Regions from separate parts of the Homo sapiens genome. Here all the other regions are linked to region 3. Evidence: read pairs that join two places in POLR2A ChIA-PET (ENCODE). Cell type or tissue: CD4-positive, alpha-beta T cell. All regions are shown on one strand.

The links. ChIA-PET counts read pairs that join two places held together with the same protein. Peaks named below come from ENCODE experiments on the same cell type or tissue, not always from the same donor. Only the 100,000 strongest peaks of a DNase experiment are listed, where the experiment ranks them.
Region 1: POLR2A ChIA-PET joins it to region 3 with 10 read pairs; 6 of 35 experiments call an interaction of 5 or more read pairs at or near these places.
Region 2: POLR2A ChIA-PET joins it to region 3 with 10 read pairs; 6 of 35 experiments call an interaction of 5 or more read pairs at or near these places.

The regions. Positions count from the first base shown.
Region 1 is chr14:21,983,403-21,991,402 of GRCh38, reverse strand. It overlaps TRA and TRAV16. Among named protein-coding and RNA genes, the nearest start is that of OR4E1, 310 kb to the right of the region's middle. In CD4-positive, alpha-beta T cell, CTCF peaks have their summits at 909, 1,110 and 3,280 (motif pointing left); DNase peaks (open chromatin) are centred at 82, 1,092 and 3,282; H3K4me3 peaks cover 840 bases.
Region 2 is chr14:21,849,141-21,857,140 of GRCh38, reverse strand. It overlaps TRA and TRAV8-3. Among named protein-coding and RNA genes, the nearest start is that of OR4E1, 180 kb to the right of the region's middle. In CD4-positive, alpha-beta T cell, a CTCF peak has its summit at 4,873 (motif pointing left); DNase peaks (open chromatin) are centred at 4,120 and 4,870; H3K4me3 peaks cover 7,499 bases.
Region 3 is chr14:22,542,501-22,550,500 of GRCh38, reverse strand. It overlaps TRA, TRAJ3, TRAJ2, TRAJ1 and TRAC. Among named protein-coding and RNA genes, the nearest start is that of LINC02332, 11 kb to the left of the region's middle. RefSeq lists enhancers at 1-4, 95-234. In CD4-positive, alpha-beta T cell, no CTCF peak of the experiment used is centred here; DNase peaks (open chromatin) are centred at 280, 970, 1,930, 4,080 and 4 weaker places; H3K4me3 peaks cover 7,709 bases; H3K27ac peaks cover 7,810 bases.

The sequences.
Region 1 (8,000 bases), 560 kb after region 3:
AACAATCATAAGCCATGAAACAGCAGAGCACTTTGAGGAACTATGCTCAGGTATGTGGTGACAACCACATGTGGGGATCACGTGGGGCAGCAGAGGAGTTGAAGAGGTAGGACTGCACCATGGAAGCCTGGACAGTACCTCTGAACAAAGAAAAGAATACTTTTTATGCAGTGCAATATAGTTTTTATTTCGAAAGTATGTTTCCAGTACTACTAGACAAAATAAATACATTTACTATTTTTAAATTTAATTTAAGCAGGGTAAATAATGAGAATTTTTTGGACAAAATTATGAGGTTAATCTATAGCTAACTGATGACTGATGATATAATATCTACGAGATAAACTCAATATTAATTTCTGGAGAAAGAATGCCCTGCTGTGGCCATACAGAGAGTTTGCAAAGAAATATTTCCTGTATTTAAAGGGTTTGTGTTCTGCTTCCTTGCAAAACCAGCTACTGTGCCACTTAGAGCACAGTAATACATGGCTGAGTCTTCCTCTTGAGCAAATGGTTTCTTCAGGTGGAAAGATGTCTCGCCTTTGTTAAGGTCAGCAGTGAAGCCTTTGATGCTCTCTCTAGAGATGTGTCTCAAGAGTAACTGGAGGCGTTGTCTGGAGTACTGGACATACCAGAAGAGTTCAGGACTCCCAGAATAGGAATAGTTGCACTTCAGCTCCACTGGGGCCCCTTTAAAGACAGAGAGGAGCTTCTCGGGCTGAGTCACTCTCTGGGCTCTTGTTCCTCCTATAACACCAATTCTGGATCAGGAAAAGTCTTACAGACTGGGGATAATATTCATTAAAGTTATTCTAAATCAGAATACCATAGAAAAATAGAACAAAAAGAGGCTTTACTTACTGAGTATAAATATTATCACAAGCACTGAGATGAGGGTGGGCTTCATGTCTGACCTGTGGAGAAACAGGAAGCTATTTTCTGGAGGTCTTTTCTGGAAACGATTCAGCCACATAGACACTCTGACAGAGAGGTGGATGAGTTTACCCGGCATGTATAGCCAAAAGCTATTCTTCAAAAAGATCAGGTTGTTTTTGGCTATCAAATTCAATTTGTGTAACATCTCTCTCTAGAGGCCAAATACAATACTGCAGCTAACTCAGGCTTCAGGAAGCCTTCAAATTCAGAGAATGAGAATTTCCTCCTCAGTAAAAGTGTGATGCTATACTAATTGCAATAGAATGTTATTTTTAAAATCCACATATAGGGCTTAATGAAGTAGAATACAAAGTTCAAATATACAAATACATTTGGAAACTTAGTTAAAATGGGGGAAAATGTGCAATCCTAACAATCATTTGGAAGTTAACAGATAAGTTAGGATGCCTACCTTAATACCTGTTATCAAATAAAGTTCAAAGGACGTAACATTTAATATTTTAAGTAAAATAAAAAATTTTTAAAATAAATTTAGAATGGTGATGGATTTTCTAAGCATAACAGTCAAAAAACATAAGAAAAAATATTGATCGATTACACTTCATAGAAATTTAAATTTCTACACAGATATTTTAGTGAAATGTTTAAACATTGCCAGATCAAGTTATTTTATTTTCCGTCCACCATCATTGATTCTGACCTTCCCCACACAGGAAATGGCCCTTTGGGATTTTAGTTCTATACACTTTAAAAAAAAAAAAAGAAAAAAGAAAAGAAAAGAAGGCCATAAAAAAAGGAACAATCATTTGGCTCAGAAAGACGGAAATTCTAGAAAAATGGTAGATTGAAAGAGTCCCCAATCCCTGGTCCTTAACCAAAGATTTTCTCCAGCTCCCAGTCAAGCTGTGTTGAGAGAGCTCAAGTGAGGTGTCCCATTTTGGGGTCAGATATAAATCTGGGGTCAAGTAGACAGAAGCTCCGGGATTAAGAGCAGAAAACTATGGGTCATGGAGATAGCGTCTCCGGCAGATATATTTTTTTCTAAAAAAGAAAACTAATTCTCTTGAGAAAGTCTCTCCTCTGGCCTCCAAATAGCTGAGAAAAAAGTAAGAGATATGCTGTTACTTAAATGAGGTGGAATACAATGAGATCAGGGAGCAAAGAGATTTTCCTCTAGTTTTCCTGCAGTGTACGGGCGTAATTGCTGACGTCAGTACCCTGCTGAGTGCCGCACTGCTGACTAGAGACACAGAAATGTCTAGGTTTTTATGCTCTCAGGATTGCCTCCACTTAAAGTACCCAGTAATCGGACAAGTCAGGAGGGGAGTGAAGAAAGGGAAAAGATATCTCAGAGACAAATGGGAGCCTCATCTGGATCAAGTACAGCCTGAAAAAATTATCAGGGTCAGTGGCCCAATTTCCTTAGCCAAAAAATCAGGACATGTGATTTGAAAAGTGATTGTGATTTTATTTATAAGAAAGCTCTCACAAAGAAAGAATATCTCATCGAATGCATCGTTTATTTAATCACCCTTAAAGGAGTAAATACAATACAATTAAATTAAGAGAATTCTGTTAACATAGGACATATAGTCATCATGAACATATAAAATGTCTCCAGTGAGACTTTGGTTGATAGAGAAATAGCACGTGTATATGATGGCCACCCCAGCTTATTTCCATCTCTCTTCTTCTATCCAACACTTCTCCATTCACTTTGCAGCCCCACCTGGTCAATTCTGCTCTGTGAACAAGAGGTAGAGGTCACATTTTTTATTGTGGTAAAAAAACACATAACATTAAATTTACCATCTTGACTATTTTAACATGTACAATTCAGTAGTGGTAAGTATCTTCACATTGTCGTGCATCAGATCTCTAGAACTTTTTAACCTTGCAACACAGAAACTATATGAGGCATAGACCACATTTTGAAATTCAGTTAAATGTGTCATCTTTTTTTCCCCCAACCTCTTATTTCTTTTACTCTCTTTTATCCTCTCTCTGAATATTTTCATTATTTTTTTCTCATTTCTTCTCATTTCCTTTTTCTTGTTTTTCTAGTTTCAAAGGAGGTATAAAAGAAGGTGGAAATTATTGAAATAATTTCAAAGTCAGAATGGAGACTCATATTTTAGAAGTTTTAGTCATAAAAATTAAAGCTGTAAGGCTTCCAGCTTTATCATTTCCCTTGTTGATTTCTAAGATCAGTCTTCTTGGGAGACCGTCTCTGTGACACCCATCACAGCCACAGAACATCTTTGCAGATGAATAAATGGAGACTCCCCCTGTCCGTTTCATATATGACTAGTTCAGATGCTTTGCTAACTGATGCTAACTCTCAGTTTTTCGCTGAGTCAGCTATCTCAGAACTTGAGGGAAAATTTCCTCATTTAGAGTAAAGCCTAGAGAGCCTCCTAGTGGTCTGAAACCATCAGGCCCACTAACTCATCTGTGGAGTCCCAGAGCCTTCATCCCAATTCTTTCCTGAGGAACCACCCAGATTGTCAAGAGCAAAAAAACTGTCAGGCTTATGGTGATTTTTTTTTTTTAAAAAAAGGAAACTGGTTTCTTCCTCCAAATTCCATGTACAAGAGATTACCATATTAAAATATTTTATCAAATTGCTTCCTCAAGGTTTAATGTGATTTCTCCAATTTATTTCAAAGTAAGTCTTTAGTAATTTATTGAGGTCTACTGTAAGCTAGATCTTGTGCTAGGTCTTACGAAATTAAAAAATTAGTAAGACATTTTCTCTACTCACAAGACATTGCAGTTTAGTGGGAAAGACAAACATGCACATGTGTGTGTTTTCATATATATCAAGTAACACCTCAAAAAGTACAAAATGAACCCAGAAATAAGGAGCCATTTCTTAAAACAAAGGATGGTTAGACAAAGATTTAAGAATATGATCATTGTTGTCTGTTCCTAGAAAAGATAAAACAGAATGCAATCAAGAAGCTAAATAAGCTTGTGAGTTGAATAGAGGCCCTTACTAAATGAAAATGAAAGAAGAGCAAATGGACAAAGATGTAGAAAGAAATTGGAGTTGGAGCCTATTTCTACAAAGATGTAGAAAGAAATTGGAGCCTATTTTTTTATTATTAATTTAAAATTATTGCAGAACACGTGGATGAATACATACTCAATATTTATACAGTTTAAATTTTTGTCTGACTATAACTTTCAAGCACACAGCAGTTTGCAATGTGTTTGGTACCCAATTATATGTCCTGATAACCTATTGATGTTAACATGTTTGCTTCCTAATATTCCATAGTAAAGATTTATTACAGTTTCTGTAGCCATTCTCTGAGAAACATCTTGTGTTTTAATTTTCACTATTACAAAAATAATCTGCAGTAAATATTTTGTGCATGGCTATTTGGTGGAATAAAGTGTAGAAATAAGCCATGTGGTTACCTGGAGTACTAGTACACAAGGCAGAGAAATGAGCAGCTGCAAAGACCTTGAGGCAGGAAAATAATTGGTATGTTAGAGCAACAATAAGTGCATTGAGGCTGGAGAGTGGGAGTAAGTAGGAAGGTGGTAGCTGATGTCAAATGTCAAAGATATGGCAGGGAGCTAAATGGACTTGTATATTATAGTAAAGCATTTGGTTTTCCTTTGAGTGAGATGGTAAGACATTTCATAGTTGTGAGCACAGAAATGAAATTATCTGAATTATGTTTTAAAGAGATTGCTTCTCCTGCTGCATGGAGAACAGACAGAAGAGGAACAATGGCAAAAGAAAGAAGTTCAGTTAGGTTTCTTTCAATCAACTAGGCAAGAGATTACTGTGGCTTGGATCAGAGTGGTAGCAGTAAAGGTCATGAGAACTGGTTGATTATGGGGATATTTTGAAGAAATGGCTGATAGGAATTCCTAGTGGATCAAGTGGGGATGTGAGAAAAGTGATAAGACAATGATGATTTCAAAGTTTTTGGCTAAGGGGATTAGAAGATTTGGTAAATGGAGTTGTCTTTTACCAAAATGAAGAAATGTTCACAAGAAGCGAGTGGGATGTAAGGAAGGCTTAGTGAGTATAGAGGTCAAATTCAGTAGACTATTTTCAGATATATTAAGTGGAGGATGTCAAAAAGAAGATGTCAAATAGATTATTTGATACTCAAATCCAGAATCCAGATGAGTTATCTGGGATTCAGTTATAAGTTTGGATATTTAAATGGGATTTAAAGCCAAGAGACTGAATAAAACCAGCTGTGAATAAAGTATTTATAGAGGAAAAAGATTTTCAAGGATAAATTTCTAAGGCTTGCCAATGTTTAAAGATTAGTTAAATGTGGGGAAAAAACAGCAAAAAAGACTGAGAAGGAACAACTGACAATACTGAAGCAGAGGGAAAAAAGAGTGGGATTTCTAAAAACCAATAAAGAAAGCATTCCAGGAAGGAAGTGTTCTACAATGTCAAATGTCACTATGCCATGTAAGATAACTCAAAAATATTAGTTGTAGCCATAAATGCATGCATATATAAGTTTAAAAGGCTAAATTTTTCTATTAAGATATAGAAATTATCTGAATGGTTTTCATATCCAGCCTTCTACTGCTTAAGAGGCACAGCTAAAAGAAATATCAAGGAAAGTTTAAAGTGTATGATGGAGCTCTCATTGCAGGGTGGCCTGCTGGCACTCAGGCAGGACCACCATGCCCACAGTGAAAACCACATTCAACTAGATGCCCAAGAGGAGGTCAGTTCTGGTGAAGGGCAAATAAAGAAGCCCATGAGAACAGGAAGAATTCTGTCCGTGAAAGGTGTAACATCAGAAAGATGGCAAAAAAGAAATCCCTGGACCCTCTTTTCCCCGATGGACACACCAATTCAATAGCAATAAATAAATCAATTCACTTGTGAAAAATCCAGTAACTAGTTCAGAGTCTCCAGTACCTTGAATGAGCAAGCAACCAACCACATCAAAGATGACAGGAGGGTTTCTGACATTTTCCTACCCCCTGTACTGTGTCCCATAAATAAGAGGAAAGCCCCAGTTTCAGCCTCTCCCTGGGGAGGGAAAGACTTGGACATTACATCCAACATTCTAGCTTTGCCACAGGCTGCCTGAGAGACTGGCTTCCATCACACCTGTCAAGGAGCACTGATAGGACCCAGTGTATTCCCGATGCATAGGGTCACTGAAAACAAAGAGGGCAGTTTTCGTTGTTTCATTTTTTGAGGCAGGATGTCACTGTGTTGTCCAAGCTGGAGTGCAATGACAGCATCATGACTCACTGCAGCCTCAAACTCCTGGACTCAAGTGATCATCCCATCTCAGCCTCCTGAGTAGCTGAGACTACAGGTATCTGCACACTACCCCACTAGGTCAATATTTCTATTTTTTGTGTAGAAGGAGTCTCACTGTTACCCAGACTGGTCTCAAACTCTTGGCCTCAAGCATTCCCACCTCAGCCTCCTAAAGTGCTGAGATTACAGGTGGGAGCCACCATGCCCAGCCGCAAAACAAGTCTCAACAAATTTAAGAAAGTGAAATCATACCACGTATTTTTTCTAATGAGAATGGAATAACACTAGAAATAAATAGCAGATGCAAAACTAGAAAATTCCAAAATATATGGAAATTAAACATCATATTCTTGAGCAACAAATTGGTCAAAGAAATCAAAAGGCACATTAGAAAATGTTTTGAGATACAAACACAAAAACACAACATATCAAAATTTATAGAGTGAGCAAAAGCTGTACTAATAGGGAAGTTTATAGAAATAAATACCTGAATTCAAAAGGAAGATCTCAAACAAAAAACATAACTTTACATCTCAAAGAACTAGAAAAAAAGAACAAGTGAAGTCCAAATTTAGTAGAAAGAAGGAAATAATAAATATTAGAGCAGAAATAAATAAAACATAGAGTAGAAAATAACATAAAAATAAGCAAAACTAAGTTTTGAAAACATAAGCTAAATTGACAATCTTTTAATTAGACTGAAAAAGAAGAGAGAAGATTCAAATAAACCAAAAATGTAAGAGAAGACATTACAATGGATGCCACAGAAATAAGAAGAATCTTAAGAGACTATTACAAACAATTATACACCAACAAATTGGAAAACCTAGAAGAAATGCATAAATTTATACAAACATATAACCTACCAAGACTGAATCATGAAGAAATAAAAAAATCTAAACAGATTTATAACTGGTAAGGAAATTGATTCAGTAATCCAAAACCTCCTAACAAAGAAGACAAAAGACCTGACAGCTTCATTAGTGAGTTCTATCAACCATTTAAAGAAGAATTAACTCTAATCCTTCTTAAATTCTTCCAAAAAATTCAAAGGGGAATACCTCTAAACTTATTTTATGAAGCCATTATTACCCTGATATCAAAGCCAGACAAAGACACTACAAGAAGGTATACAGACCAATATTCCCGATGAACATAGATGCAAAAATCCTCAGTGAAATACTAGCAAACCAAATTCAATAGCTCACTAATAGGATCACATACAATAACCAAGTGGAAGTTATCCCTGGGATGCAAGGATGTTTTAACATATAAAAATGAATGAATGTGACACACTACATAACACAATGAGGGATAAAAATTACATGATCATCTCAATAGATGCAGAAAAAGAATCTGACAACATTCAACATCCTTTCATGCAGGATGGTTCTCTGGGTGGTCTTGGACCAACCCAGTTCTCTCCACTTTCTTGTTTGTGGTTCTCAAGAATAACTGTAGAATGGGCTGGGCGCGGTGGCTCATGCCTGTAATTCCAGCACTTTGGGAGGCCGAGGCGGGTGGATCACGAGGTCAGGAGATCCAGACCATCCTGGCTAACACGGTGAAGTCCCGTCTCCACTAGAAAATACAAAAAAAATTAGCCGGGTGTGGTGGCGGGCGCCTGTAGTCCCAGCTACTGGGGAGGCTGAGGCAGGAGAATGGTGTGAACCCGGGAGGCGGAGCTTGCAGTGAGCCGAGATCGCGCCACTGCACTCCAGCCTGGACGACAGAGCGAGACTCTGTCTCAAAAATAAATAAATAAATAAATAAGAATAACTATAGAATGTACTGGGAATGTAACATCTTCAGACAGGAATGAAATGGCTGGAACAGG
Region 2 (8,000 bases), 690 kb after region 3:
TGAGCAAGGATTATAATTACATGACTTATAGATCTTCAGGATTTGCAGGAACACTTATCAAAATATTGTTCATTTTATATATATATATATATATATGTTACCAAGTAAGAATAAATATACTAAAGTGCTAGGTTATATAATTTACATTAAATCTTTTCAACAGAAACCACAGAATATCAAGCATGAGCTGGTTAACTTAAGTCTCAACTCTAAGGAGAGTCAATTCACTTAGTCAAGAAAGCAAACTCCAAGGCGGTCAGCTACTGTTGTTATCAACACGTAAGGCCACAACAGAGGAAACTACAGTTCAGCTACCCACAGCTTGAATGATACCTGAAGCTTTTATAAGTAGCACAGGAAATATCAGATATTGGGTTTTTATTAGAAAAATTAGTGACATGTTAAATAGCATAATGAAATTTAGGAATTGGTTTTTAAATAAAAGTATTTAAGATATGGATTTCAACTATAGAACTTCAGAGACACACCCTACCATTGCCTGAACGGCATATAAAAATCTAGGACAGCCTATACCTTGCACCAAGAATGCTACCAAATTCCAACCAGTGGTGGACTGGATGAAGAAAATGTGGTAAATGTACACCACAAAATACTACACAGCCATAAAAAGCATGAGATCATGTCCTTTGCAGCAACATGGATGAAGCTGGAGGCCATTATCCTAAGGGAATTAACACAGAAACAGAAAACCAAATACACAATGTTCTCACTTATAAGTGGGAGTTAAACATTGAGTACACAAGGACACAAAGATGAGAACAATAAGCACTGGGGATTCCAAAAGGGAGGAGATGGGGGGAGGGTAAAGTGTTGCAAAACTATCTATAGGTTACTACGTTCACTACAAGATCATTAGAAGCCCAAACCTCAACATCACGCAGTGAACCCATGTAACAAACTTGCTCATGTAACCCCTGAATCTAATTAAAAAAAAAAGAATGCTACCAAAGCTTTAATCCCTAAAAGATTCTGTAATCAGCCAATGGTGTGCACAGCCAAATGAATAAATAAATTGTGCTTTATTCATATAATAGGAAACTTCTCAACAATTACGGTAATGAACACGGATTAACCTCCAGAACATGACGAGTGAAAGAAACCAGGCAGAAGAGAGTTCCTACTGAATAATCCCATTGATTCGAAGTTTTAAAACGGTTAAAGTCTCTGTAATACTAGAAATATGAACATCTGTTGCCTCCAGAAGGTGGGTTGACTGGAAAGGCACACACAAAAACTTTCTGGGTGTTAGAAGTATTCTGTCTTCAGATTGTTTTAAAGTTATCATGGTCTTTTCCCTCCATTTTAAAGAAATCAAAAATAAGGATAATTAACAGAGTTAGATGAATGAAAAATGACTTGGAATTTAAAATCTTCAGACACAGTCTCATTAGTGAATGAAAGACAATTTGTGTTGTAAGCTAAAATACATTTAAAAGGAATTATAATTTGCCTCAATGGTATAATAAAATTTTGTGTCAAACATGCACAAAATGTGAAAAATCAAAATTAATTTCATTAATATAAAAACATATTTCCAAATTCTTCTTAATGTAATTCTTTATTGCATAAAGTTTCTTGTAATCATATAAGTAAAACAATAAATAAGTAAAATAATAAACCATAAATAAATAAAACAAATGAGCAATAAATAAAACAAGCAAGCAACTAGATTTGTCAGGTGACTGGGTGGGGAGATGCTCTTCAGTGGCTTGAGATCCTTGGTGCATGTATAAATCTGGTCCAATCAGGAAAGATAGACCATATAATAATTTGAACAGAAAATGCTTTTTATAATTATAGGAAAATTTAATATTAATATAAAAAATTATTAATTATAACAGGATTTAGAGTAACAAGGAAATAGGTAATACAAAGAAAAGAAAACTCTGCTATTCCTATTCCTGTAGGAATAGCAGATATAAGGTGCAGTCCCTACTCCTAGGGCTGGGTACAACACCCCAAGAAGGGACCCCTAGACCCACCCCCCAGGGGTGAGACCCAGATCTTATTGGGAAAGGCACAACTGTGTCTCACTAGATGACACAGAAGTCACTGTTGTGCTGTGAATTTTCTACAGAGAAATTCACCCTCTCATACTTACCAGAAAACCATAATCTAGGGTGCCGATTCATGAATCTAGGGATGAATATGGGGAAAGCTGGATACAGGAAGGTGTCTCACTGCAGGCTCTGTTCTGCAGTACCACGCAAAAATGGAAGTGCTGGAGGACACTGCTGGCCACTGTACAGCGCAGGAACCTGGTGTGGGTGCACTGCAGGAGCCGGACGCTGGAGAAGCCTCTCATGCTGCAGGAACCTGTGGCATGTGCACACAGAAAGCAAAAATCAAAATCTTTTCTCCCTGATCCTCTACTGGCAAAGCATAACGTTATGCCAACTGGCAAGGAACATAGTTGAAGGGTACAGATCCACATTCACGGAAGAGGCAAGGGGTGAATTTGGAGCTGAGAGTCAATAAATCAATCCACCCCTTGGACTATTCGACTTCTATATACAACTTTCTACATACATTTGAAACACATACAACAACAAAACAATTCTATGTTCCTACCTCCTTTAAGATTCGCATAAAGTGCCCATCACAGTCCCTGTGGGCAATGTGGCTGAGCTGATAACAGTGAGTCACCTGAAGTTAGCCATCTTATCAAAGGTAGAAGACAGTGTGCTTTAGAAATAGAAAAGAATGGAGGGACTGAGGCAGGGGACATTACACGAGTACATATCTTATTCATAATTTTACATCTATAATGTTCCATTTACCTTCCTTATACCCATCCAGCAATCATTGAAATACATCTATCCCATATAATCATCTCACTAGGTCCTAAAAACTACTGCTGATCTGCTGGTTCACCATTTGGCTAACGTGTACCATTGGCCACAATTTTCTTATTCTCTCTATATTTGAGGGTTCCTACGTACCTACCCTCTAATACATTATAGCGTGAGCCAAGTAGCAGCTGGAAAGATTCATCCTCCTTCTCCTTTTTCTCCAGACTACTTGCTACCCTCCAAGGCTTCAAGCAAACAAGAAGTATAAAAGCTTCTTCAACAGTTCTTTCCATCCTAGACAAAAGAAAGTCATAAATTTATACTGGGTCCAGTGACTCTCTACCATGCATTGTAATTCTTATCAGTGTTTCCAGCACAGTTTGGCATTGCTAAACTTATCACATGATTGATTATCAAAATGTTATAAGAATCCATCTTTAATATTCCAATAGCTGAAATCATATAACAACAGGGCGAAAGCAATGAATAGAAATGCCAGTAGCTAGAAGAAAAATGAAAGGGATTATAGCCACAAATTTCTGATACAGATTTGCAGCATTTCTGAGACTAAAAGAATAGGAAACTACTTTTCTCACGGTGAAAAAGTATTTGGAGAAACACTGATGAATTTTTAATCTTCATTTTTCTTCTGCACTATTCTTAAATAGTTGTCGGAACTAACATCACCTGACATTTTTCTAAGTCCTTCATGATTCTAATGACTCTTTTATTGTTGACTAATAACTTCTCACAGTTCTTCCTAAATAGAGTTATTTAAACTCAGACAAAATATTTAGACACATAAATACCACAGTTAGAGGCAAAAAAAGAAACTCTAAAAAAAATAACCTATGAATGACCAACTTGAAAACAAATTTGCAAGGTAAAAACATGAGAAAATCATCTTCTATTTTCCAGATTAGATGACAGATGAAATTATAAATGAAAACCAATTTTCTCTGAGGCCATGTCACAGCTCACATGGTCAACCCCCTAATGCAGACAACATCAAGGTAAGTCATGGAGGACTTGATTGTTATAAGAATACTATCTCTTCCATCATTCAAGAATACTATTTCCTATTATATAGTTTCTACAATGAGCAAAAAGCTTCTGAAACAAAATTTATCAGGACATGGAGCATAACAGGAACTGCAGAATTACATAGAAATGCCTGGGTCGGCTTAGCCCTCTTTGCCTCATTCGCCATCATAAAAAAGGAGATCTTTGAAAACACCACAGGGAGATATACTGAAACTCTGAAAACTTCTCTAGCATAGGCAGTTTGTGTTCAGCTCCCCCTGCAGACCCAGGCACTGTGGCACCCACAGCACAGAAGTACTCAGCAGCATCACTCCAATGCACAGAGGGTTTCCTCAGATTGAAGGAAGATTGACTCCTCTTAAATTCAGCCTCAAAGCCTTTAATGCCTTGAACCAGAGTGTCTCCTGAAAAGTACTTCAGGAGCAGCTGGAGGCCTTGGCCGGGGGACTGGACATACCAGAAGAGATAAGGTGTTGCCCCATAGGAATAGTTACATCTCAACTCCAGTGAGGCTCCTTCAGAGACAGTGATGTGGATGTCAGGCTGGGTCACTGACTGGGCTCTGGCAGTTCCTGGAAAAACAATGTACTATCAGTGAAAGCAGTGCAGACTCAGTATAAAAAGCAAGCATTTCTAGTCAGAACCTGTGGAACTAGAGACCATAAAGAAATTTTACTCACTCAGGACAAAATGTATCCCCAGCAGTGGGATAAGCTCCAGGAGCATGGCTGAACAAGGGAAACACTGCAGGCTCTTTTCTGCAAGATCTCCAGAGAACAGGAAGGAAAGTGTCTGAAGAGACCAAGACCAAGAGGTGTGAGGAAGTTTCGCTGGAGAAACTCCTTGCTTATTTAAAACTACAAAAGCTGCTGAGATGAATCTGGTTGCTTTTTAAACCTCTAATTCTTGTCACTTGTCTTTGTCTGGAAAGAACTCAACCAGCTGCAGGAAGAAGAAACTGAGCAGTGGATTGATCTTCAACAGAAACAAAAGCTCCAGTGTGTGCAGCATCGCCCTCTGGAGGCCAAGTGCAGAACCAGTTTAGCAGAGAGAGCTCATTAGTGTGTTTCTCCTAATTTCTGAGATGTATCAAAACATCCACACCATGTGTTTCTTCCTGCCCAAGTCTATGACGGTGTTTTAGGCCTATAGTCCATTAGCAATAAGATGTCATGTAAAAATAGAGTAATACGTTACCTCATTGAGAAATCAGGTTTTAAAAATATATCAGAATTAAGCTGTGTTTCTGAGAATCGTTGGACGCAGACTAGCTGCTTCGGGATGAGTTTTTGATGGTTCAGAGTTGCCTTGTTGGTGGTGGAGGATGATAGAGATATTTCCCTTGGAAGATGCTTGTGCGGCCATAGAGTAAAAGACGGGACCCTTAAAATGGGAGTAGTGCCTCTATATGACTAATGACAAGGTGTAACACAGGATGGAAAGGCTTTGCCCCTAGAGCTAAGGTAAACGCAACTACAGAAACCTCTAGGGCTGAAGGAAATACACCAACACCAAACAAGCAATCTCTGAAAACAAGAGAAAGGAGAAATTCGACAGGTTCTCTGTGGCCAATGAGAATCTTTTACAGAGTCAGAATACTTATTTTCTTTGATTCCAGGAGCATGTGGCCAGTTCTCTCCTTGGGTTCTTGATTCATTTGTTACTGCCTGTACAGATTGTTTTTTGTGTAGAAAGAGTATGGCTGACATTTTGTAAATACATAGACTTTGAGTGTGGACTTTAGATTCCTAATGCTATATACTCACATCCCATATCTACCAAATTTCTTCCTAACTAAAAAAATAGAAATATAAATGAGAACAAACCAAAATCCAAAAGAGTAAAAACAAAGATCATCTGGAAAGAATAGATTTATCCATGTTTCCATAAGACAAAAGTAGATGGGATCACAGTGAAGTTTAAAGTCAGGGCAGGAAAAACATAGTCAAAATAAACTATGAGGAGCAATTTCTGCTGACTTTCAGGCTGGTGATGATTTTAATGTCTCTCAAAGTTGCTGGGTGTTTGCAAATCCCAGTGTGTTCAAAGTGAAAAAGACAGGATTGTATGATGCCTTGGAATACTGCCTTTTGCTCTGCACTAAAAGAATGCAAAGGAATTTCTCAATTCTCTATTGATTTAGAGGCAACATCTCATAGTTGAAGAGGAATAGGATCAGAAATAGAATGCTCTCATCGGAGGATGTTGACAGCATTTGAAGAAATACATTGATTGTCAGGGAGATTGAATAGTCTCCAAACACACCCCAAAATACCAAAATGCATGGTCCAGGCTGGACGCAGTGGCTCACACCTGTAATCCCAGCACTTTAGGAGGCCGAGGCAGGTGCATCACCCAAGGTCAGGAGTTCCAGACCAGCCTGACCAACTTGGCAAAATCCCATCTCTACTAAAAATACAAAAATTAGCTGGGCGTGGTAGTGCATGTCTGTAATCCCAGCTAGTATAGGGAGACTGAAGCAAGAGAATTGCTTGAACCTGGGGTGCAGAGGTTACAGTGAGCCGAGATCGCACCACTACACTCCAGCCCGAGCGACAGAGCAAGACTTCATCTCAAAAAAATAAATAAATAAATAAATAAATAAATAAATCACAAAATGCATGGTCCATTTAAAATAAGTGAAAATTCAGAAATGAAAAACACAGAGAGAGCAGAAAATTGAAAATAAAATAGCTCTGCTTTAGGTACTGGAAAAGCATAGTCTTTGGATAGTCGTATCACACCTTATTATGCTCTTGGGTTCAGATATTGTTCAGAATCCAGAAGATTTTATATTTTGGGGAAAATAGTTCTTTAAGCTCATATTAAAAACAAGTGCACAGGCTCATTTTCTAGCATCAAAGAAAGACTTTCGTGAGTTTGGAGAAAAAAGATCCAAAGAATCAAGACCGTAATTAGATGATTCTTATAATCCTAATGACAAAAAAAAAAGTACATATATAAAAAATGAATAAGATTGACTGAAAGAAGTAATAAAAAATAAAAGTGGGAAAAGAAAATATCAAATAGCAATTCTTGATGCATATTATGGTAGACCATAAGTTAATGCAGGAACATAGTAAAATAGGAGACAGCTTTAAGACGCCTACAGCCCATCTCTCCTACAGGTTACAAGTGAAAACTGAACAAAACACACAAAAAAATAACTATCTGTGGCCTCTGAAATTACTCAAAGCAGACAAAATCAAACGTTGGAGAAGCAACTTGTGCAAGCCTTTTATTTCATATTTTTTCCTGTTTTTCTCTCTTGTCTTTGCCCTTAGAAAGGCCCCTGGTGTATGGTAGGGTGGCAATAACAATGGTATAGGAGACCAAAAGAGGTGCGGAAGATTGTGCAGGAGACCAAAAGATTGTGCAGAAAGAGACACAATCTTTCTGCCTCTGTGGACCAGGCTAGAAAAGACAGACCCCAAGGAAGAAATGGAAAACAGCTCAAGTCTCAGGCTAATCCCAAAGCTCCATGTACCTGGGACTGACTCAAACCAGATCAACAAAGCTTGGGTTATTCAACTGATATTTGAACCACTATTTCAGTCTCAGACTACCTCCTGAGTGGCACCAATGCAGGACAAAAAAACCAATGTAGCAGAGAGCTCAGGGCTGACCTGATATTTGAGCCACCCAAACAGGTTTCACACTAATCCCTAAGCTACACATGACTTGGATAAATCCAAACCAACATTGCAAATGATTAGAGAACTGAACTGAGATTTTGAGCTACCAAATTCCACAAAAGGGAAGAGAAAATTTACAGTATGAACCAAACTAGGTTGATTTCCTGCTAAAGCAAAAGCATCAAAATTCTTCAGAGGAATGCTTTGTAAAGAAGAATAAGGATGAGAAGGAGAAGAAGAAAACAGAGTCTACACCCTTAATATTTAAAATGTTTAATATGCATTTCAAAATTATTGGACATACAAAGGATCAGAAAAGTGGACTAATATTTAAGTAAAAGATCAACAGATGAAAGGTCAAGATGACTAAAATGCTAGAAGTAATAGAAAAAGACGTTAAAGTAGCTCTTTGATTATGTACCACAAAGTTAAAAAAGGGAAAATTTAGCCCAGGCATGGTGGCTCATGGGTAATCCCAGCACTCTGGGAGGCCGAGGCAGGCGCATCA
Region 3 (8,000 bases):
CCTGCAGGACACACCCACGGTTTTCCCCAAGGCAGAGCAGGCTGGGTGGGGGAGGCCTGCAGCTCCTGCACCTCCTGTCCCTTGCAGCTTCTGTGCATATCCCCTTACAAACAGATTCTGTGCATTCTTCCAGGGCCAACAGTATTGTGTTTCAAGACAGGAAACACCGACTAGACTTGGCTCTTATTTTATTTCTGAGCCCTTCTGGGGATGGGGTAGGTGCTCAGAATTTATCATCACAATACCTCGGGTCCAGATGGGCCCCTTAGTGAGTTCCGCTACCACAGGAAGGATGACTCAATAAGAACAACTCAAATGGAAATGAATATGGGCCCAGGGTGGGTGTGAGGAGTGGCAGGGGATTCTTGAGAGACAGGACCATTGCCCACAGCCTATGTGAGTACTGTTGCTTGTCTTGAAAGAAGGCAAAACCTCTTGGCTGTCCTCAGGATGATCTGGTTCGTTTAGGGCTATCCCTAAGGGACTCAGAAATTTCACAGCTGGGCCACCCAGAAGCTCTCTCTGGCTCTCTTGACAGTGGAGCTGTTGAAAGGAATACAGAGGCCTAGGAGAGAGTCCTTGGTCTATTGAAGCTAGAAACTCATCCTCAAAGTGCTTAGAATGGAAAGTCAGAGATGGTGAGAGGGATTCAGGAGAGACCCCACCCAGCTCTGGGCAGGTCTTGAACCGCTGTTTCCATTCCTCATCATTCATTCCCACATCTACTAATTTCTTCCCACTCCCTCATCCAGGCAGGGTTATTGCGGGTTCATCACTTCCGCAATCCTGTGCAAACCCAGGCTAGACCCCTGTCTTACCTGTTTCAAAGCTTTTCTCGACCAGCTTGACATCACAGGAACTTTCTAAAAGGAAAAACAGACATTCTTTCAGCATCCAGAGCAGGCTGACTCTCCCACCCCAGACCTCCTAGTTCTTGGGCAGGTGAACAACTACAGCCTTTCCATGCCTCCTTGTGGAGAGATCTGGAGGGAACTTACAGCATATGAGCACCTGCTAGGGAGAGCCCCTGGCCCTGGCAGGACCGATACCTCGGCTCCTGGACACCATTTCTATTTACTCAATATACACTGTTTGTACAAAGTACATGTTGCATGACCCTGGCCACATGTGCCATCACACATAGACCCTGCTCTTGCCTGGCTTCATTCTAGAGTCCAATGGAGGCAGCGAGGCATACATAGTGACAAGGGCCATAAAGAGTATAAACACGTACTTTCATATGTTCCAAAAAGTTTTGATCCCTGCACCCCAAATTTTTTCCTTGGTTTCTTCTTAGTAAACGGCACTATCATTGACTCAGCTGCTCAGGCCAAAATCCAGCTGCCTTCCTTGATCCCCTCTTTGCTTTCTCATCCCTGCATGGTTCTACCTTTGAAACCTGAATGGTGTTGGTTACCTCCCTGCCACCACCCTGCCCAGGCCTCCATCATCTCTCTGCTGCAACTGCTCCCTTTCTGCTTCTACTCTTGGCTTACAACCCACTCTCCGTACAGCACTCAGATTGATCTTTAAGAAAAGCAGGCCGGGTGTGGTGGCTCACGCCTGTAATCCCAGCACTTTGGGAGGCTGAAGCGGGTGGATCACCTGAGGTCAGGAGTTCGAGACCAGCCTGGCCAACATAGTGAAACCCTGTCTCTACTAAAAATACAAAAAATTAGCCAGGCATGGTGGCGGGTGCCTGTAATCTCAGCTACTCGGGAGGCTGAGGCAGGAGAATCACTTGAACCTGGGAGGCGGAGGTTGCAGTGAGCCAAGATGCACCATTGCACTCCAGCCTGGGCAACAAGAGCAAAACTCCATCTCAAAAAAAAAAAAAAAAAAAAAAAAAAAAAAGAAAAGCAAATTAGGTGTCCCTCCCCTGCTTGAAGCCGATCAACAGCTTTCTGGCGTCCTTAGAATACTGTCTACCCTCTCATGGCCTAGAAGGCCCTGTGACCCGGCCCTGCCTCCTTCATTCAACTCATGCCTGCTGCTCTTCTCCTTTCTCATTGAGCTCCTGTCCCAGGCCTCTATAGGGTCCTCTCCCTGCCCTTGGTAGGGCTGGTATCTTCAAGTAGCATTTCTTCAGAGAGCCCTTCCCTGACTTTTGTCCTGAAGGTAGCTGTTTTCTCAACCCTGAGTTAAAACACATTCCAATCTGAAGTTATTTGGACTTTTCCCAGCTGACAGATGGGCTCCCCCAACTAGAATGGTGCTTCCTCTGGGCACACCCCTCATCTGACTTTTTAATTCCTCCACTTCAACACCTGGTGCATTCATGTGCCGGCACAATCAGTGATTGGTGGGTTAATGAGTGACTGCGTGAGACTGACTTAGTGAGCTGGGAAAGATTTTTTGGCAGACAGGGAGAAATAAGGAGAGGCAACTTGGAGAAGGGGCTTAGAATGAGGCCTAGAAGAGCAGTAAGGGGCAAACAGTCTGAGCAAAGGCAGGCAGGCAGGAACTCAGTTGGAGAGACTGAGGCTGGGCCACGTGCCCTCTCCTGCCACCTTCTCTTCATCTGCTTTTTTCCCGTGTCATTCTCTGGACTGCCAGAACAAGGCTCACTGTTTCTTAGTAAAAAGAGGGTTTTGGTGGCAATGGATAAGGCCGAGACCACCAATCAGAGGAGTTTTAGACATCATTGACCAGAGCTCTGGGCAGAACCTGGCCATTCCTGAAGCAAGGAAACAGCCTGCGAAGGCACCAAAGCTGCCCTTACCTGGGCTGGGGAAGAAGGTGTCTTCTGGAATAATGCTGTTGTTGAAGGCGTTTGCACATGCAAAGTCAGATTTGTTGCTCCAGGCCACAGCACTGTTGCTCTTGAAGTCCATAGACCTCATGTCTAGCACAGTTTTGTCTGTGATATACACATCAGAATCCTTACTTTGTGACACATTTGTTTGAGAATCAAAATCGGTGAATAGGCAGACAGACTTGTCACTGGATTTAGAGTCTCTCAGCTGGTACACGGCAGGGTCAGGGTTCTGGATATCTGTGGGACAAGAGGATCAGGGTTAGGACATGATCTCATTTCCCTCTTTGCCCCAACCCAGGCTGGAGTCCAGATGCCAGTGATGGACAAGGGCGGGGCTCTGTGGGGCTGGCAAGTCACGGTCTCATGCTTTATACGGGAAATAGCATCTTAGAAACCAGCTGCTCGTGATGGACTGGGACTCAGGGACAGGCACAAGCTATCAATCTTGGCCAAGAGGCCATGATTTCAGTGAACGTTCACGGCCAGGCCTGGCCTGCCACTCAAGGAAACCTGAAATGCAGGGCTACTTAATAATACTGCTTATTCTTTTATTTAATAGGATCTTCTTCAAAACCCCAGCAATATAACTCTGGCAGAGTAAAGGCAGGCATGGGAAAAAGGCCCAGCAAAGCAAACTGTACATCTTGGAATCTGGAGTGGTCTCCCCAACTTAGGCTGGGCATTAGCAGAATGGGAGGTTTATGGTATGTTGGCATTAAGTTGGGAAATCTATCACATTACCAGGAGATTGCTCTCTCATTGATAGAGGTTTTGAACTATAAATCAGAACACCTGCGTCTAAGCCCCAGCACTACCGTTTACTCGATATAAGGCCTTGAGCAAGTCACAGCAGCTCCTTACATCTCAGGAATTTCACCTGCAAAATGAATATGGTGCCTCATCCACCTTCCTAGCCAGGCTCTTCTGAGAAAGAAATGAGAGCTTCTCCATATAAACATCTATTTAATAAACTGTAAAGTACCAAACAAATGTTAGTTGGAGCCACTGACCCTGCCAGAATATGGCCGTGATAGAGTGCTAGTGAGTCATGCAGAGCCACAGCGTCTATCCTTCACCCTCAGAAAGCAGGAGCTGCTGGAGGCTTTTCCTTAGTGCTGAGACTCATTCTTCAGTATTTCCGTAGGATTTTGTGTTTTTAATGTGACTCTCATTGTTTATTCTTTCCGACCTCCTGCCTTTTGAGGAGGAAACAGAGGTTTGCCGGAGGATTAGCATGTTGGGGCCACCCAGAGAGTTTCCAGCAGGGTGGGGATTAGAATTTCCCACCCAGTGGTTCTCTGCTCCCACAGCCCCTCACATGCGCACAAGATTTCTCAGACCCTGGTGATTCCCCGACAGTTGCTGAGCCAGCCCTGGTGGCCTCGGCAATGCAGACATCCAGCTGGATCCAAAACCAAAGAAATCAGCCCCTGGGATGCTGAGTGGGGGCAGAGCTGCCTGCAGCATAGGGCTGTCCCTGGAGCAGTGGAGCAGGGGTGGGCTCCATGGTCAGAGGGGAGAGACATCCAGAGCTTTGGCTCCAGAGGATTCTGCCTACTTCCCTCCTCATGCTTGGGCAGCCTGACATCACTCTGGGTGAAGGCCCTAAGGCATAGTTCCTTTGCTGGGAAGGGACAGACAGAAAGCCATTAGCTCTACCAACACATCCCCCTGATTGTTAGTCATCAGTGGGGGTACTGGACAGCACTGCAGAGGGGGAGAGGAGTCTGGAAGTGCCGATCCTCAAGGCAGGGGATCAGGGGCCACCAGATGCAGGTTGGCTTTAAAGAGGAAAGGGGGTGGCCTTGTGGGGCAGAAACCCAACTTTGAGTCCTGGTTAAACACTCACTCAAGTCCTGGGGCTGGTGGGTGTCAGACTGGAGAAGATCTAGGCTGCTCTGTCTGGTATAATAGTCTCTAGCTACATGTGGCTGTTGAAATAAAAATTAGTCAATGTGAAATAAAATGTTTTCAATTAAAAATGGAAACTTCATTTCAAGAGCTCAATAGCCACATGTAGCTGGTGGCTATTGTATGGGACAGTGCAGATTGACAGGACATTTCCATTGCCACAGAAAGTTCTATTGGACACTGTTGGTCTAGAAAGCGCAATGCCACAGAACACAAGACTCTGAGAAATGGCAACAGGGGCTGAGTTAGAGGTACTTAATTTTTTTAGCCTTTTTATCCTTTCATTCCCATGTACCTTTTATACTTTTTATCCCCATGTACGTCTAGTTCAACCTTATCTCTTTGCCGCTTTTAATTTGGAGGTGTTTAGGGGTCTGTCTGCCAGAGTCCTTTGGGGAGAGACATCCTATTCTACCCTAGTAAGAAAAACACATCCCATCACTGATGATATCAGAAGGTAGGCTTGGCAAGACGGAACCAATGTTTTGAGGTGGAAATTCAGCTATTCTAGATCCTAAGCTGTCCTTTAAATTCAAAATGAACTGCAGAAGCACATGTGCTCTAGTGCTTTAGATCCCTAGGGACACAGCAGTGATTGAAAGCTTCCTTACCATTAAATCTGTCCCCCGTGTTTGGGCACTAGGGACCCAGAAATCAGAATTAGTGACAGTCACTCTGGGTCCCACCGAGGCTTTAGTGAGCATCAGGAAACTGTGGGCATGGGCAGACGTACGGGGAGAAGTGGAAACTCTGGTTCCTTTGCCAAATTGCAACTGGGAGGTAATACTTTCATACCATGCCCCGTGTCTCTATTACAGAATCCCTTAGGTTTCTCCTCCTCTAAGGTGTGGGATGACCCCTCTCAGAGCCCACTGAGGAAGGAGAGGGGAGGTCTGCGGCACCATAGCTGGCTGCTCTCACCTTCACTTCTAGTCTGCATCTCTAAATCGGATTCTCAGTTTCCCAATGGCTGGCCCTGGCCCTAATTTCTGTATTCTGTTGAATGCTCTAGTATTTCCTTTTTCCATGCCTAAAAAGACATCTTCTCTGACTACTTTTCAACCAATTTTATTATCAGATGTATACTTAGGCTACTTTGCATGTGCCTTGATTATTCCCAAGATCATGCCTTCTTTCTTGTCGTTCCCTACGCCCAGAACTTCCCTTCTCTCCTTTCTCTGCCCATACAGATCTTATCCATCCTTCAGGGCTCAATGAATCCTTTGTACCACAGGAAACTTCTCAGTCTAGGCCAACTTCTCAGCCAGCACCCTATCCCCTCTGAATCTCTATTGTGTCCATTGACATCATCAACTGGTCAATACTAAAATAGTTTTCTGGCTGCTTAATTTACAATAGTTCAGTACCTTTGTCTAGTTTTTATACCACTTGAGGACAGGACAGGAATCTATCTCACACTTCATACTCAGTCTAACATTTTATAGAGTGATAGTCACATAGAAGGCATTTTACAATACCCATTGAATGATTAAAGTCAAATTTTAATGTGTTTGACCTAGAGAAACATGAATATTCAAGATAGATAGTAATGCTTTTCCCTTCCCAGACCTCTGTAAGAAAATTAGTTACAACATCTACAGCAAGCCTCACCATAGTAATAAGTGATATCTCCAGAGAAAGGATTAGTGACACTGGCCCATGGGGTTGCACGTGGTGCCACCTGGGATGACTCACCAGATATAATGAATACATGGGTCCCTTTCCCAAATGTGAGTTTATCAATTGTTCCTCCAGTATTCATACCGTAGGTGACACCATTGCACAAACTCACAGGACCTACCTATTACTTAAATAAGAGAAACACTGATCTCCCCCACAAGGCAGGAGAACAGGATAATCACACTCCTAAGGGTTAGACCTTCTTTTTTTTTTTTTTTTTTGTTTTTTTGAGAAGGAGTCTTGCTCTGTTGCCCAGGCTGGAGTGCAATGATGCGATCTCAGCTCACTGCAATCTCTGCCTCCCGGGTTCAACAATTCTCCTGCCTCAGTCTCCCGAGTAGCTGAGACTACAGGCGCGTGCCATCACGCCCGGCTAATTTTTGTATTTTTAGTAGAGATAGGGTTTCACTGTGTTAGCCAGGATGGTCTTGATCTCCTGACCTTGTGATCTCCCTGCCTCGGCCTCCCAAAGTGCTAGGATTACAGGCGTGAGCCACCACGCCAGGCCTAAACCTTCTGCTCTTTTGCACTGAAATTTCGCTTCTGATACAAAAGTTCTCCTCCTGTTCCATTCTGCTGTGATTCCCTGGGCTGAGGTTGTGACTTCATATGATTTCAATAAACCAATAATTCCCTAGAACAAAAACCTCAATTCCAGGCAGCAGTATCTTGGATATGTTTGTGGAAGGTTCAGGAGTACTCGCTCATTGCCTGCCTCATGGTTCCTAAGGTCCCAGCCTAAGGATGATGTCTGCAGAGCACCGAGAGCTGGATGGGAGGATTTTCTGGGGATGGGTGGAAGAAACCATTTTGGAGCCCACAGAGGAAAATACCTGGGTTCAAGTTGGCATTTTGGACAAAGAAGAAATAGTTGTCCGTCCTCCCTTGCTCTCCTGCTTCATTCTACTTACTTGGCCGGATGCTGAGTCTGGTCCCTGATCCAAAGATTATCTTGGAAGCACTGCTGTACCCCCACTGTGGGTAAGGTCTTTGAGATAACCTTCTTGATGCTAATCTGCTGGAAGCCACTGGGGTCCCAGAGCAACATTCTAAAAGGCTCCTTGGGTCTTTGTTGCTTACATCTTTTATTTCCCAAGGAAGCGATTCTCCTTTCCCTTTATGATAGTGTAAACCTTAGTATAAGCAAAGCCTCAATAATAATAATTATAATAATATTTTAGAAAAGCTACTACTTATTGATCACTTTTTACATTCTGGCCATTATCTCATATTATTATGATGTAGTTATAGTCATTTTGCTGCTGAGAAAGTGGAGGCTTTATTGAAAACAGCCAGTGAGAGTAGAGCCCAGATTTTCCCCAGGTCTGTGGGCCTCCCTCTACATTGCTGCCTCTATACCTTGTAATTGCATGTGGTATACTTGCCGTTCAGTTAGGGGTCTGGGCCACTTTTACCCTTAGGAGGAAGCTGAAAACTCTCCTAACTCCAGAGAGGAAGATTCTATGAGTAGGGATCCCCATACCATGTTTATTAGCCAATCCAGGGAATTTAGCTACATGCTGCAATAAAAGAGAATTTGTGTTTGCCATTAACTCATCTCTTTCCCCCAAGGGCACTTAGCTAATTTCCTGAATGTTCAGATTATCTGGTGCCGATATTATCAGCTTCACTTGAAAGCACTCATTATTTG